Linked DNA regions of Homo sapiens: region 1 is linked to region 2. A link is a loop called in an ENCODE intact Hi-C map of the cell type or tissue named here. Cell type or tissue: left lung. All regions are shown on one strand.

Evidence for each region. A loop is a pair of places that touch in the nucleus more often than their neighbours do. Peaks named below come from ENCODE experiments on the same cell type or tissue, not always from the same donor. Only the 100,000 strongest peaks of a DNase experiment are listed, where the experiment ranks them.
Region 1: it touches region 2 in a loop (2.3-fold over the local background); 58 of 110 quality-filtered maps call a loop at or near these places.

Annotation. Positions count from the first base shown.
Region 1 is chr15:89,202,676-89,210,675 of GRCh38, forward strand. RLBP1 (retinaldehyde binding protein 1) reads right to left here. Exons shown (of 9, transcript NM_000326.5): 9 at 7,194-7,768. The coding sequence ends at 7,610. Among named protein-coding and RNA genes, the nearest start is that of RLBP1, 15 kb to the right of the region's middle. RefSeq lists an enhancer at 4,557-4,626. In left lung, a CTCF peak has its summit at 4,325 (motif pointing right); a DNase peak (open chromatin) is centred at 4,356.
Region 2 is chr15:89,300,228-89,308,227 of GRCh38, forward strand. FANCI (FA complementation group I) reads left to right here. Exons shown (of 38, transcript NM_001113378.2): 26 at 73-158; 27 at 1,099-1,215; 28 at 3,637-3,688; 29 at 4,888-5,015; 30 at 5,114-5,182; 31 at 5,378-5,471; 32 at 5,780-5,967; 33 at 7,249-7,302; 34 at 7,386-7,445. LOC124903548 (a long non-coding RNA gene) reads right to left here and starts at 4,943. Exons shown (of 2, transcript XR_007064749.1): 1 at 4,858-4,943; 2 at 548-1,560. RefSeq lists a silencer at 4,931-5,158. In left lung, no CTCF peak of the experiment used is centred here; no DNase peak of the experiment used is centred here.

The sequences.
Region 1 (8,000 bases), 98 kb before region 2:
CTTGACCTCTTGGGCTCAAGCAGTCCTCCTGCCTCAGCCTACCGAGTAGCTGGGACTACAGGGACTTGCCACTGCACCTGGCTAATTGTTTAGTTTTTAGTTTTTTGCTATGTTGCCCAGGCTGGTCTCAAACTTGAGTTCAAGTAGTCCTCCTGCCTTGGCCTACCAAAGTGTTGGGATTACAGTTGTAAGCCACCATGCCCAGCCTCAGTGTTTTAATCACTTCTTAAAGTGGATCATGAAGACAAAATACAAGGCAAGGTGTAAATGGTGCTTGCCGTGTGTGATTTGTATGCTTTTCCAATAATGTTCTTTGAAAAGAACAGGTGAGGCCGGGTGTGGTGCCTCACGCCTGTAATCCCAGCACTTTGGGAGGCCGAGGCGGGTGGATCACCTGAGGTCGGGAGTTCGAGACCAGCCTGACCAACATGGAGAAACCCTCTCTCTACTAAAAATACAAAATTAGCTGAGCGTGGTGGCGCATACCTGTAATCCCAGCTACTCAGTAGGCTGAGGCGGGAGAATCACTTGAACCCTGGAGGTGGTGGTTGTGGTGAGCCGAGATCACGCCACTGTACTCCAGCCTGGGCACAAGAGTGAAACTTCATCTCAAAAAAAAAAAAAAAAGACTAAGTGAACATTTCCTAAGTCAAGATTATATTGGGTTGGTTGGGTGCTGGTGGTGTTTTCTTCTTTGAATCTGTCTGAACCCAAGCTAAGGGTCTCCCAGGACCAAGCACTGGCTCAGCCAGGAGGGTTCTACCACCCCCAAGAGACACACAGCTCCCTTCCCTCCTTGGCCACACAAAACCTTCGTCAAGTTAGGCAGGGTGGGGAGTGTTAGCTTTAGAAGTTGTGCATTAACAAAACCTAAAAATGCCTAGTGGCAAATTTCAAAATTCTTCCCTCTCTGGTCAGCAAGCTTTCCCTCGATTCATATCCCCCACAATATAGCCAGACTATTTTGGCCCAAGAAAACCAACTTGCAAAGAATACTACCTATGAAAAGACTACATGGAAGAGATTTCAGGTCCAGGGCATTGGGGAGGTCAGTGCCAGCTGCATGCCAATGTGGTCAGGCAGGACCAGTAGCACACATAGCTGCCCTCTCCTGAGGCAGCCATACAGCATTTGTGTTCAGTGACACCTCACTCACTGCCCCAGTCATGCTACTTTTTATTTTACCTTTCATTAACTGGCCTCTCTGCTCTAGTCCTATAGGGAGTACTTTCCCTTGGTGAGGATCAAACACCTTACTGGATGGCCCTTCATATGACAGCCTCCCCTCCTCACTTCTCTCTTGGGTGTCTTTAGAGGGAGTTACATGAAAGTGCTACCATATATCAGAGTGGTTGAAAGACATGACGGGCAATTTGGCCTCGAACTGGTGAACCCCTCCCCAAAGGGGATAAAATTAAATACCTCTCTCCATGTGGCTTTGTGTCACCCACACCTTCCTTTTGAGTCATGCTATCTACCACATTTACCCCAGCATCTCTGCTGAAGACTGGTTTCCTCTTAAAGTCATTTCCTCCTCATCTGATGATAGTTGGTGAAATTAACCTGAAATATATGAAATTCTCATTTCATTGTTTCTTCTCCCTTCTGCCTGCACCTCTCCCATCCCCAGAAATAAGTGAAACAAACACTGGAGACAAAGCACGAGTAACAACAGAGCCAGAGAGATTTGGAGCCAGAGTTGCTGGGTCAGGGTCCCATCCTCGCCATTTCTAGCTCTTTGATCCTAAGCAGGATTTAACCTCGGATTGTTATTTATTTATTTATTTATTTATTTATTTAATTTACCTATGGGAATAATTATACTAAGAATGCCTACCTCAGGATAATTGAGAGGTTCAGATGATATTTTTCAGAGTGCTGATGTTACTTTGGACAGTGGTTTGGCTTGATCTGTTTTGTTCCCACTCATACATCATCTCCAAGGTAGAAACTACAAGCAAAGTGTCTGACATGGTCCAGCTCCACATCAAAGCGTCTAACTGATGGGCTGCGAGGAAAGCAGAGCCCGTCCTGGTTATAGTTTCCAAAAACATTCCTGGGCTCAGAAGTGCTGACGAGCCACGTTGTGTGCACCATCAAACTCTAATCCTTGTCTTTTCCTTCATATGTGGGCACCTTGAGAAATCAAGGTGTATACATGTCCTGCCTACTGGCAAGGCGACTTCCGGGCACAGCCCCACAGTGGAACTTGCTTATTCTGGGACATTTAGCCTGTCAGCTGCAGTCTTCCCACAGGGCTCCTGCAGCCTTCTTCTCTGTTCTCTGCTCACATGCAAGGTTTGCCTTTAAACCCACAGATATGAATACTTACTAGAGTGGGGGTTCCTCCATATCCTCACCTCCATATGTCAACATACAGGGTTTAAAGCAGTGCACATTTGAGCCACCTGCTGGGAGGTAGACAACCACGGTTTTGTAAGCATTGATTGCCTTCTCTCTCTCTCTCTCTCTCTCTCTCTCTCTCTCTCTCTCTCTCTCTCTCTCCTCTCTGACAGGGTCTCACTCTGTTGCCCATTATTAATAGGAGAGCAGTAGTGTGATCATGGCTCAGGCAGCCTCGAACTCCCAGACTCGAGATCCTCCTGCCTCAGCCTCTTTAGTAGCTAAAACTACACTGCATTTGGCTGATTTTTCCTTTTTTTTTTTTTTTTTTGTAGAAACAGGGTCTTGCTGTGTTGCCCAGGCTGGTATTGAACTCCTGGCCTTAAGCAATCCTCCCGCCTCAGCCTCCCAAAGTGCTGGGATTACAGGTGTGAGCTGCTGTGCCTGGCCTGATTGGTTGTTTAATGTGCAATCCTCTGGGGGTCTTGTTAAAAATGCAGATTCTGATGCAGCATGTCTGAGATGTGGCTCCCATGGGGAGCTCCAAGGTCCAGCCCTCCTTGGACCGCCCTTTGAGTAGTGAGGCTCCAGGAGATCCCACAAGCTTCCAGATTTGACAATTCTGAGCTTCCTCAACTCCAGAGCCAAACCCCTAACCGAAAGTGGGATCAGAGGCCAGGCATGGTGGCTCATGCCTGTAATTCCAGCACTTTGGGAGGCCGAGGTGGGAAGATCACCTAAGGTCAGGAGTTCGAGACCAGCCTGGCCAACATAGTGAAGCCCTGTCTCTACTAAAAATACAAAAATTGGCCGAGTGTGGTGGCATGCACCTGTAATCCGAGCTACTCGGGAGGCTGAGGCAGGAGAATCGCTTGAAGCTGGGAGGCAGAGGTTGCAGTGAGCCGAGATCACACCACTGCACTCCAGCCTGGGTGACAGAGTGAGACTCTGTCTCAAAAAAAGAGAAGAAAAAGAAAAAAAAAAAAGGGGGGGGGGGATCAGCAGTAGTCCACTTCACCTCTTTTCCTGCTAGCTTGAGTTAAGAGAAAGGTATACCTCTTCTAGTAAGGCTTTGCCAGGCCCCCAGGCAGCACTAACCTCCTCCACTTTCCCCTGGGTAAACCCGAGGCAGTGGCCAATCTCATTGAGAGGCTCTCTGAAGCTGGTGCCCGCTTCCTTCCTGAGACCTCCACCCACAGCTTGATGAATTGCCTCCAGACTCTGCTGTCTCCATTCTCCCAACGTCCACATTAGCATGGCAGAAATGCACTGCTGCAACCTTCCAACCCTCAAATTACTTTGATGAGGCAGAATCCCTGCCTTATCCCAGATGTCCCCAGAAAGTGTCGGGTGCGGTGGCGCATGCCTGTAATCCCAGCACTTCGGGAGGCCAAGGCGGGAGGCTAACCTAAGGTCAGGAGTTCAAGACCAGCCTGACCAATGCGGAGAAACCCTGTCTCTACTAAAAATACAAAATTATCTGGGCGTGGTGGCGCATGCCTGTAATCCCAGCTACTCAGGAGGCTGAGGCAGGAGTATCGCTTGAACTCGGGAAGTGCAGGTTGCGGTAAACTGAGATCTCACCATTGCACTCCAGCCTGGGCAACAAAAGCGAAACTCCGTCTCAAAAAAAAAAAAAAAAAAAAAAACAAACAAACAAACAAACAAAAAAAAAAATCAGATATCCCCAGAAAGGAAGTTGTTATGGGCACCAAATGGTTGTCATAAAATTCACGTTTTGTTGTCCCCCTTCCCATAGCTGGTGGCCTTCAAAAGAGTATTTTATTGTCTCTCTCCAATAATGTGGGGGCCATTTGTAGGAATCACACACACAGGCAGCTGGGATTTTGTGAAGCTGAGCACGTCAGATTTTAACATTGGTAGTCTTCAGACACGTTTTCCCAAAAGCGGCACCACCTTCTCAGGCAAGGTCTGGCCCAGCCCACCCAGCTAACCCTCCTGCCCAGCTTGTCCCTGGAGGGGCAGTGTCAGGGCACGGCCAGCAGGGGGCGGCGCGAGCACACATTCAGAGCCGGCTCGCGGGATTCCCAACCCCTATGGCTTCTTCCTCAGAAAGCCACTTGGTTTTCTTATCAGACGGGGTCCCTGGGCTAAGGCCCCAGCCCTGCTGACCTTAGGGACGACCCCAGCATCCCATTCGGGTTTGAGTAGGAGCTAGGGCTGCCCCAAGAGTCTTCTGCTCAGCATGTGCCTGATTTCATTTATATATTTAGAGCTGCCACAAATTCAGAGTGGACCTGGACTGTGTCCAGGAGGGCACCTGGCAGCTCGGGGCTCCGGGGAAGATGGGAGTCAGTGGATAGGGATCAACCAGTGTTTCCCTCAGATTTAGGACCCAGGTCTTAAGGAAAAATTAGAAGTATATCATGAAAACGTAAAAGATACCCATTCTTTTTTTCTTTCTTTTTTGAGACGGAGTCTCTCTCTGTCACCCAGGCTGGAGTGCAGTGGTGCGATCTCGGCTCACTGCAACCTCCGCCTCTCGGGTGCAAGCAGTTCTCCTGCCTCAGCCTCCCGAGTAGCTGGGATTACAGGTCCCTGCCACCATGCCTGGCTAATTTTTGTATTTTTAGTAGAGATGGGGTTTCACCATGTTGGCCAAGCTGGTCTCAAATCCTGACCTCAAGTGATCTGCCCACCTCAGCCTCCCAAAGTGCTGGGATTACAGGCATGAGTCACTGCGCCTGGCCAAAAATACCCATTCCTTTTAATTATTTAACTCAGCCTCATCACCACCCCCTTCCATCAACACCTCCACGCAGGTCACCAGTGCCCTCCACCTTGGCAAACACTAGTCTCTATTCCTTTCTCACATGACCCCAAAGCACCATTGACAGTTCTCGTACTTGAAATACCTTCTTAGCTCCAGATGTTCATAAGCGATCTCTCAGGGTGAGGCCCCTTCTACCAGAGCAGCTTCATTCTTTTTAGGTTGGTGTTGTGTTTTGTTTTGTTGATACAGGGTCTCCCTCTGTTGTCCAGGCTGGGGTGCAGTGGCACAACCATGGCTAACTGCAGCCTCGACCTCCTGGGCTCAGGTGATCCTCCCACCTCAGCCTCCTGAGTAGTGGGGACTACAGGCGTGCACCACCATGCCCAACTAATTTGTGTATTTTTTGTAGAGGTGGGTTTCACCATGTTGCCCAGGTTGGTCTCAAACTCCCACGTTCAAGCAATCCTCCTGCCTCGGCCTCCCAAAGTGCTGAGATTATAGGCATGAGCCACATGCCTGCCCTTTTTAGGTTTAAATACCAAGGTTCCATGTGAGATTTCATTTGCAAAAATGAAGCCTCAACTTTTGGGACAAAATCCTCACTGGTTGATCTCCTACCCTTCTGCCCATAATAATTTGCTGTGATTCCTCCTCCAGCCTAGGAGTCCTATGTAAATACCATTTTTGTTTTCATGGATTTTATGACCATGGCTTGTTGACTGTGAATGTTATAAAGAAGGAAGTTTCTTGGGTAATGAGCATACACTACAAACCCTAGGAGTGAGAGAAGAAAGTATGTAAGAAATAAGTGCATATATATATCTATTTATAAATATATATATATATACACCCACACACACACATATGTATACATTGACATATACATGAACATGTACACAGCCTCACTGAAAAGCAAGAAAGAGAACTCTCAGTGGATCAGAGAAATTCCCAAAGGTGTGAAAGCAGATAGGACTGAATTGAATCCAAAGTCCAGAAAACGGTTGGAATATCCTGGCCCAAAAGGTAGGTGCAGCACTAAGGGTGCTTGATACCCACAAAGAATGGGGGTGACCCTACAGGCAAGAGCAGACAAGTCTTGGGTTGATTGACTGGGATGCCTTGGTGGGAACAACAAGCCTCGCCTACTGCCACTAGCCAGCCAGCGTCTGCTTCCATGTGGGAAAATGAGTGTAGCATCTTGGAAAAAGTATCTGTCAATGCTCAGGAGACCCATGCCCAGAAGAAGCCAGCACTTACCCAAGAGGGAACAGCATGCTCAGCAAACAGGGCATCTAACAGGGATTCTCACCTACAGAAATGAGCACACACCTGAAAATCACCAAGCACTTGAGGAAAGCCAACTCCACAGAAGGAAAGCATTTGTATTTGTCAAAATATGCAGATTTGGGCCAGGCATGGTGGCTCACAACTATAATCCCAGCACCTTGAGAGGCTGAGGTGGAAGGATGGCTTGAAGCCAGGAGTTGGAGACCAGCCTGGGCAATAGAGCCAGACACTTACCTCTACAAAAAATATGTAAATATTAGCTGGGTGCAGTGGTATGCGCCTGTAGTCCCAGCTACTCAGTAGGCTGAGGCAGGAGGCTTGCTTGAGCCCAGGAGTTTGAGGTTGCAGTGAACTGTGATTGCACCACTGCACTCCAGCCTGGGTGACAAGTGAGACCCTGTCTCAAAAAAAAAAAAAAAAAAAATGCAGATTTGGAAAGTGTAAGTTCATCACCGTAAAATGCCTGAGAGTGAAGACAAAAAAAGAGCTTTAACTCTATAACTTGAGGACTGAGTGAGTGCTCAGAGAAGATGCCACTTATAATTCGAAGTAGAACTGTCCATCCAGGCAAGGGGACTGGAGGAGACAGCTTTTGGTGGAAAGACTCCTTCTCCCAGACAGATGGAGGGAACATGACTGCCACCCTGGAAAGAGGTCCAAGTTCCTGACCACCCCACACACGTCAGACTGCACCTCAGCAAGGGGAGGAGGCCACCCCTGAATGAAGCCACTTCCAGGCCTCTTCCACCCTGGAATTCTGTGTGGAAAACTCCCAGCCTGCCTAGAGGCCACCAGGACTGCTGCGTTTGCCAAATCATTTGAACATATATCCTCTCTCTTTTATCTTCTTTTATTGCATTTTGGGGGCGAATAGGGGGATATTTTAACCCGGGCTCCTTGCCTGTTTTCACAGACTCTAAGTCGTAAAACTCTGTTACAAAGGAAATGACTGAGAAAATGAATTCGAGTCTTTGAAATACAACCTTACACAAAAATCACTGTCTTAAAGCTTCAAGGGCAGGTGGAAATATAACTATCCCCAGTTCTTCTTGTTCAAGGGAATTCCCCCTCCTTTATTACCCATCCCCCAACTTGAGAACAGGGTGACACCTGAGCTCACTCGGGCTTAGGGAGTCTAAGGGGGGACCACAGTCATCTCAAGCAGCCCTTTCCTAGCCTTGGGTCCAGGACAGTTGAGGAGAGGCCCAGAGATTCTAACTACAGTTCAGCTGGCAGGAGATGTTTTCAGAAGGCTGTGTTCTCAGCTTGGGCCTGGGGGCCAAAGAGCTGCTCAGCAACGGCCTTGCCATCATACTTGGGCAGCGTGCCCCCGAAGTCAGAGGGCAGGATGTTCTCATCGATCTCCTGGTAGAAACCAGAAAGGTCATCCCCGTGGACAAAGACCTGCAGGGAAGCAAGGGAGACAGAACTGAGCAGGAGGAGGTGCCCTAAGGATGAGGGTTGAGGGAGGAAAGGGGCAGGAGGACAAAGCCCCATCATGTGCAGTCTTTGCCTGGCGACACCTCTCTCCGCAGGTCTCCATGTTGGGTGTCAGTGGGATCCACATAGCTCAGGACCATGGTAGAGTGTGAGGAGGGCTCAGGTGAGGCCCCACCCTCAGCCCTCTTGTCTCATT
Region 2 (8,000 bases):
ATTTTAGCTATTAAAAGGCCAAAAAGTATGAGTTTATATCAAAGAAGACAAGAGTTTCTTTTCCATTCCTAGATGTCACAGATAAGGAAGGAGAAGAGAGAGAAGATGCAGATGTCAGTGTCACTCAGAGAACAGCATTCCAGATCCGGCAATTTCAGGTGAGAAGCCTTGCAAAGCTGCTGTACTGGCCTGAGAGGCTTTGCAAAGGAACTGTTAGCAGGGGCAGCTGGTAAGAATGGGCAGACAGTGACCAAGTAGGAGAAGAATTTTTTCTGGGTCATACAGGCAACAGGACATAGCTCTCAGAATGGAAGATAATGTATTTAAAAGGACCCTAGTGAGGATAGGTATTTAGCCACCCCAACCTGCAATACTCATTACTTCTAAGGACCACTGTTTGAGTTGATGTAAACAGAAAGGAGTCTTCAAGGCATAGAGTCTGTGTTTTTGTTTTCTGAGTCTGTGGTATAATTTGGCTTGGTCTGACAGACAACGTAAACACTGGACAATAAAGTTTGTTAGTTTCTAACCAATAGTTGTCAAAATATCAGGATGTTCTATCACAGGAGTTTTTTATTTAACAAGTAATTCTGAAGTTCCTACCATGTGCCAGAAACAGTTCTAGGTGCTGGGGATGTAGCAGGGAACAAAAGAGACAAAATATTCCTATCCTTATGGAGCTTACATTATAGTAGAAAGACACTGACAAATAATCAAATACATAGTTATTTCAGGTAACAGGGAAGGTATATAAGCATTGCTGGGTTTGGTGCCTTGTCTAAGCCTGAGATCAATGGATAGGCTCCAGGGAGCTGTGAGCCACCAGAAATTGGGTACATAGTTCATTATCTACATTTTGCATGGGGTTGGAACGGAAAGAGTCAGTTTTCAGGAGCATTCTCAGAGAGGTTTATGGTCAAAAACAGCTTAGGAAACTACTGCTCAATTCAGGTGTATTTTCAGATTTTATCCTCTTAGAATTTTGGTAGCTTTGAATTCTTTCTGTCCTAGTCTTAGGAGTCTCTGACTAGATGCCTCTTCTTCCTGATAGGAACGTGTCTGCTAACATTGCTTGCTGTGTGTGCCTTCCTTTCTCAGAGGTCCTTGTTGAATTTACTTAGCAGTCAAGAGGAAGATTTTAATAGCAAAGAAGCCCTCCTGCTAGTCACGGTTCTTACCAGTTTGTCCAAGTTACTGGAGCCCTCCTCTCCTCAGGTACTAGTACCGCTAACTTAATCCCATTTAGCATTCCTCAGAAGGCAAGGATTATTGCATCATAAAAGTGTATATCTAAATGTCCTCTTGAAATTGAGCTTATTTTACATAATGTGTTTAATTATACACCTGAGTTAATATAAGACCTATAAGATGTATTCTTTCCTGTGTAATGCGTCTACCACAGCATACTTACATGCAGCCATACAGGGCAAGAACATACTGCTTTTGTTTTGTTTGTTCAGGGTAGAGTGAAACACCACAGAAAGAATCCTGTGTTGATCTTTGGTGCCTTCAACCTTCTTAAACCTGTGTTCTTTGCCACTCTTGGTGTTTACTTCTTTTCTAAGAAGAAAATTTGTTAATTATGAAGAAGGCAGTTGACATTCAGCAGTTGACTTTCTCAGCACAGTTACCTGGTACTGACTTTGGAGGAAATTCAACCAAAGATGATTAATTCAGAAAGTGTAACTATAGTCCCAAAGCAGAAACACCTCTGCAGAGATAGGTTGTATGTATGTTTGTGTAAGTGTGCACACGTAGATGTAGAGCTGTGTACCCACATGAGCGTTCACACACAGAAGAATAAGAGAAGGACCACTTGTTGGGGGTCTGTACCATTCAGGAGTAATTTTCCTGTAGGATGATAGAGTACCTTCAGGAGCCCAGGACTGTGTGCTCCTACCACATCTACTTCCTGGGCTTGAGAAAGACAATGAAGCCCTGCGGTATACTCCTCTTTATGTGAGCCCTTGCCTCAGAAGACTGTAGCCTGGGAGTATGAAGGCGTTTGGGCACTAGAAAGCAGAGCTGCTTCCTGTCGTCCTACTTCCAGGTTTGCCCAAAGAAAGTCCCTTTGGTTACTTCATCCCAGTTCCAAACAGCTCACCCCCACTTTGCTCTCATCATCGTTCTTTCATACTGCTGTTTTTGCTGCAAAGAGGAAAGGACTGAGAAAGAAATAGCTAATTGGGGCAGGGGGAAATTTGAGAGAAAATAAATGGATTTAGGAAGGCTAAAATGTTCAGGAAAATTTAAAAATTTTTCTTTTTTAAACTTTTAAACTTTTAGATTTTTAAACGTTTTACCACCTACCCCTTCTCCCTTAACTTCAGGTAGTCTCTTTAAAAAAAAATTTTTTTTTTTTTTGAGACAGAGTCTCGCTCTGTCTCCCAGGCTGGAGTGTAGTGGCGCCATCTCAGCTCACTGCAGGCGCCGCCTTCCGGGTTCACGCCATTCTCCTGCCTCAGCCTCCCAAGTAGCTGGGACTACAGGCGCCTGCCACAACACCCGGCTAATTTTTTGTATTTTTAATAGAGACGGGGTTTCACCGTGTTAGCCAGGATGATCTCGATCTCCTGACCTCGTGATTCACCCGCCTCGGCCTCCCAAAGTGCTGGGATTACAGGTGTGAGCCACCGCGCCTGGCCAAAAATTTTTAATTTTAATTTTGAATGGGTAATAAAGTCCTATGATTTGAAAACCAGAGATTATCAAGAGATTTATGGTAAATGGTGTCCCCCACCCATGTCCTCCATCTGTTCAGTTCCTCCTCTCCCCAAATAAGTAAACACCTTTAGTTTTTTGTGTCCTTCAACCTTCTTTATTCCCTTCCAAGTAAATATAGAGTTTTATTCCCAATCCTACCCCTCTTCACACAAAAACTTGTTCTGCATCCTGCTTATTTCATTGAGCACGGTATTCTGAAGATCTTTTAATATCAGTTTGTAGAGAGCTTTCAGTTAGCCTCTTAATTTACCTTTTCCTCAACAGATCAAAACTGCATTTTTGTTAGTCATTTACACTTAAGTATAACGGCATTTCGGTGCCTTTGTAGCTGAAAGAACTGCTGAAGCAGAAAGTTGACTGTGTGTCTGGTGATGCAGATGCTTGCTATCTGAAGACCTTAAGTCTCCTTCACTTAGCTAAGAAAATGCTGTCTGGTTTCTTGCCTCTTTTATTTCTCTTTTTTCTGCCCTTCTCTCTTCTAACCTCCTTTGTTCTTTTGGCTTCTAAATGCTAATTCTACTGTTCTTATAGCTAGGTTTTCTCTTTCCCACACCTTTCTGATAACCTAATATCCTCAAGTGGAGAGTCTGGGGGCATGGGAAAGAAAAGAGGGCGCTTTAGCCCTAGACCACTATGGTAGAAGCAGAGGAAGTTCAGGTGTAAGGACCCTAAAACTTTTGGACCTCAGTAAGGACATAGACATTGAGAATTAAATTATATATTATTCTCATAATTCTTAGAATTTTGGACTTATTTTTATGCCCTTCATCATATATTACCACTTGAGATCTAAGGACATGTTTTGGCAGCTGATTTGCTTAGATATGGAAAGGTCTAGAACTCTTCTGTTCTGACAACACCTAGGTCTATCTCTGGCATGTTTCTTTAATATCTGAATGATCTCTAATTTAGTTTGTGCAGATGTTATCCTGGACATCAAAGATTTGCAAGGAAAACAGCCGGGGTAAGTTTACTGCCATGTTTTCCTAAAGGCTTTATATAAAATCACTATCCTCCAGTGGCATTTGGAAAAGAAAAGGTATTCCCCATTCATTACACATTCACCAGAGTGGCCAAAATGAAACAGACACCTAATACCAAGTCGAATTGTTGGCAAGAATGTAGAGTAGTTGGACCTTTCATTCACTGGGGGTGGAGGTAGAAATTGGTATAACCACTATGGAAAACTGTTCAGCAATATCTACTAAAATTAAACATATGCCTATGACTCAACAATTCGAATCACAACAGAAAAATGTGGAAGAATTCTCTTAGCAGCACTATTTTAGTAGGTAAAACAAACCTAAGTGTTCATCAGCAGTAGAAAGGATAAAAGAATTATGATATATTCACACAGTGGAATCCTATACAGCAAATAAGCATGAACAAACTACATGTACACACAACTTGGAGAGGATCTCACAAATGTACTGTAAAACAAAAGAAGCCAGACACAAGAAAGGGTACTTACTGTAGAATTCCGTTTAGATGAAGTTCAAAATTAGACAAAATTTATCTGTGATGTTAGAAGTCAGGATAGCAGTTTCCTTGGCGGGGCAAGTTAGGAGGGAGTCCCTAGAATACTCGTAATGTACTTGATCTGGATGCTAGTTACACAGTAATCTTAACTAATGATGGGAAATGTCTGCCTTCTTTGGGCATGTGGATAAAGAGGCATCATTGCAGACTAGCTGCTTGGCTGTAGTATGTGTAACACTGGGATGTTGTGCCTGAGACACGACAAGCTACCTCCTGTTCTGGTTAGGCACTCCACCCCACACACCCTGTACACATACCTGAGGGACCTGACTGGGTTATAACTTAACTTTTTTTTTTTTTTTTGAGACAGAGTTTCACTCTTGTTGCCCAGGCAGGAATGCAATGGCACGGTCTTGGCTGACCGCAGCCTCCGCCTCCTGGGTTCAAGCAATTCTCGTGCCTCAGCCTCCCAAGTAGCTGGGATTACAGGCATGCGCCACCATGCCCGGCTAATTTTATATTTTTAGTAGAGACGGGGTTTCTCCATGTTGGTGAGGCTGGTCTTGAATTCCTGACCTCAGGTGATCCACCCGCCTTGGCCTCCCAAAGTGCTGGGATTACAGGCGTGAGCCACTGCACTTGGCCACAACTTACCTTTTAATTTGCTTTTCTTCCTATTCCTAGAGGATGCCTTGTTTTGCAAGAGCTTGATGAACTTGCTCTTCAGCCTGCATGTTTCGTATAAGAGTCCTGTCATTCTGCTGCGTGACTTGTCCCAGGATATCCACGGGCATCTGGGAGATATAGACCAGGTACTATAATGAGCCTTCAGTACAATACCCTGTGTGGGGATGGGGGTCAAGGGAACAACCTTACTGTCATTAGGTCTCACCTCTCTTCTTTTCCCCAGGATGTAGAGGTGGAGAAAACAAACCACTTTGCAATAGTGAATTTGAGAACGGCTGCCCCCACTGTCTGTGTAAGTGTTGTACCTGAGCCATGGGGAATAGCTTTGTCATTCTTTCCATTCTACTCCATGTGAAGTGACTTGTGTCCTATAGCGGCTTGTGTCCTGAGGCCTGTAACCCACCTGTAGGTGGCCAGGTGACCACAGTTATTATATTACCCCCACAGCTGTGTGTAGTGAATCACACCAGGCACTCTTTTCTTTCAGTTACTTGTTCTGAGTCAGGCCGAGAAGGTTCTAGAAGAAGTGGACTGGCTAATCACCAAGCTTAAGGGACAAGTGAGCCAAGAAACCTTATCAGGTAAGATAAGTTCAACTGGGATTCCAGGAATTGACATGAGCAAGGTCAAAATTCATATTGGGTCGGTGCATAAAAATGGAGCCCCTGAGCTAAATTTCTTATTTGCCTTTAAGCTAGATTTTTTCCTATGTGATGAAAGAAGTAGAAGATCATATGTCTTATCACAGCACGATTAATTCACTCTGCATATTGAATGTTCGTTTTTCCATAAAGACTTTCTAGTTAGTAGTAATCAATTTCTAAATCTCCTTTACTCTTAATTAGAAAACGAAGTTGGGTTTGAATGTGCCAATTTTATTTCCCTTTAGAAGAGGCCTCTTCTCAGGCAACCCTACCAAATCAGCCTGTTGAGAAAGCTATCATCATGCAACTGGGAACTCTGCTTACATTTTTCCACGAGCTGGTGCAGACAGCTCTGCCATCAGGCAGCTGTGTGGACACCTTGTTAAAGGACTTGTGCAAAATGTACACCACACTTACAGCCCTTGTCAGATATGTGAGTATTTGAGACAAGCAGATTCGCCCCACCATTCTACCCCAGTGAGCCAGGAGATGAGGATGGGGCAGCAGCCCACTGCTGCAGAATGCCCCTAAACAAGAGAGCATTTGCCTCCATCTTGGCAGGTCATGGTTTCATTTTAGTTTGGTCAGTAGGTGGCAGGCATCTCCACAGGCCAGGGAAAAACAGTTTATAATTCTAATCTGCTTTTGGGCCTGTCACGGTGGTTCATGCCTGTAATCCCAGCACTTTGGTAGGCTGAGACGGGCGGATCACCTGAGGTCAGGAGTTCGAGACCAGCCTGGCCAACATGGTGAAACCCCGTCTCTACTAAAAATACAAAAAGTAGCTGGGCGTGGTGGTGGGCACCTGTAATCCCAGCTACTCAGGAGGCTGAGGCAGGAGAATCGCTTGAACCCAGGAGGCGGAGGTTGCAGTGAGCTGAGATTGTGCCACTGTACTCCAGCGTTGGCAATAGAGTGAGACTCCATCTCAAAAATTAAAAAAATAAAGTAAAAATCTGCTTTTGGAGGCCCTTAATTCTTTGGCATGTATGTGGCACCTGATTGAGAATGAATGCCTCTTTTAAATACCTTCTAAGGTTTAATCTAAACTATAACTATCCTAGAATTAAATCTGGGCCCATAATGCATAGAAATTATACCATTTCTAACCAGTCTGGACACTTAAAGAGATGTTTATTCCTTTTTTCATTCCTTTAACATGTAGGTGTTAAATGCCTTATAGATCAAATACTAAGGTGGGGAAGAAAATTATTTTTTATAAAAATACAAGGCATACCCTGCCCTTACTGTTTATGTTCCTAGCAATGATCCATATTAAATACTTAGAAAGGCACAGATAATCCAAGAAAGATGTGGACCACCCCGCATCACAGCAGTGTGGCTCTCTCAGAATGTGTAGCTCTAGCTACATGTGGCTAAGCTGCTGTAGTGGAAATACTGAGAGCCTCTTCTCTTTATTGGCATCTTTAAAAGGAAAAACAGCAAAGTTGTTGGTTTTTTACATGCAGGGACTACCAGCCTGAGGAATTTTTAAAGAAATGAGCAAATCAGAAACAAACCCTTCATTACTTATTGTCTGGGAAGCTTAGGAGCTTTGGAGGAGAGGAATAAGGAAGCTTGTGTCTTGGCTTCTCTGTGAATTTTGTTTTTCCTCTTCAGTCAGAATGATGAGTCACACTCCATAGGCTCACTGCAGCAGTCACTTGTAGTTTCATAGGACAGTCTACTAAATCTAGGAATCTTTTTTTATTAGTATCTCCAGGTGTGTCAGAGCTCCGGAGGAATTCCAAAAAATATGGAAAAGCTGGTGAGTTGAGAATGCCTTTCCTAGGAATGGGGGAAGCACTTTTACTGCTGGTTACATTGGTTTCCTTCTCCCTTGTTGTGCAGGTGAAGCTGTCTGGTTCTCATCTGACCCCCCTGTGTTATTCTTTCATTTCTTACGTACAGGTAAGAGATTCAGAGGCAGTACCCAATAGGTCTTCAAGAAAGGATTTCTTACATGCCCAGGGGACTATTGATCACCTGAACTGAGCATATATAAACTTTTTTCCCTGCTTACCACAAGCTGGAGGCACCCATCAGAGACCAAGCCAAGGCTTGAGGGCTTTGCAGCAAGGACATCTTTATGTAAAGAAAACTGTTTCACTTAATTTGGAGAAAGGAAGCATATATGTTTGCATTTGGAGCAAGGAAGGAACAAGCATGCTCAGGCTCAAGGACTTGGTTTATTCCTGGGTGACTGAAAGTCCATGCCATGAGGCATCCTCTGGGAATGTGAGCAGAGTAGCAGCAAGCACATGAAGAAGGGTTGTGATGAGACGGCAGTGCAGTGAGGGCACTTTCAGGGAAGTGGAAGGACGTGGCTTTGTAAGTGTCATTTGGTCCTAAATACCATCAGATTCCTGCAGTACTTGAATCTCCTTTACTGTTTGCTTAAACCAGTTTTTTAACCTCACCACTATTGACATGTTGCGCTAGATAATTCTTTGTTGTGGGACCTGT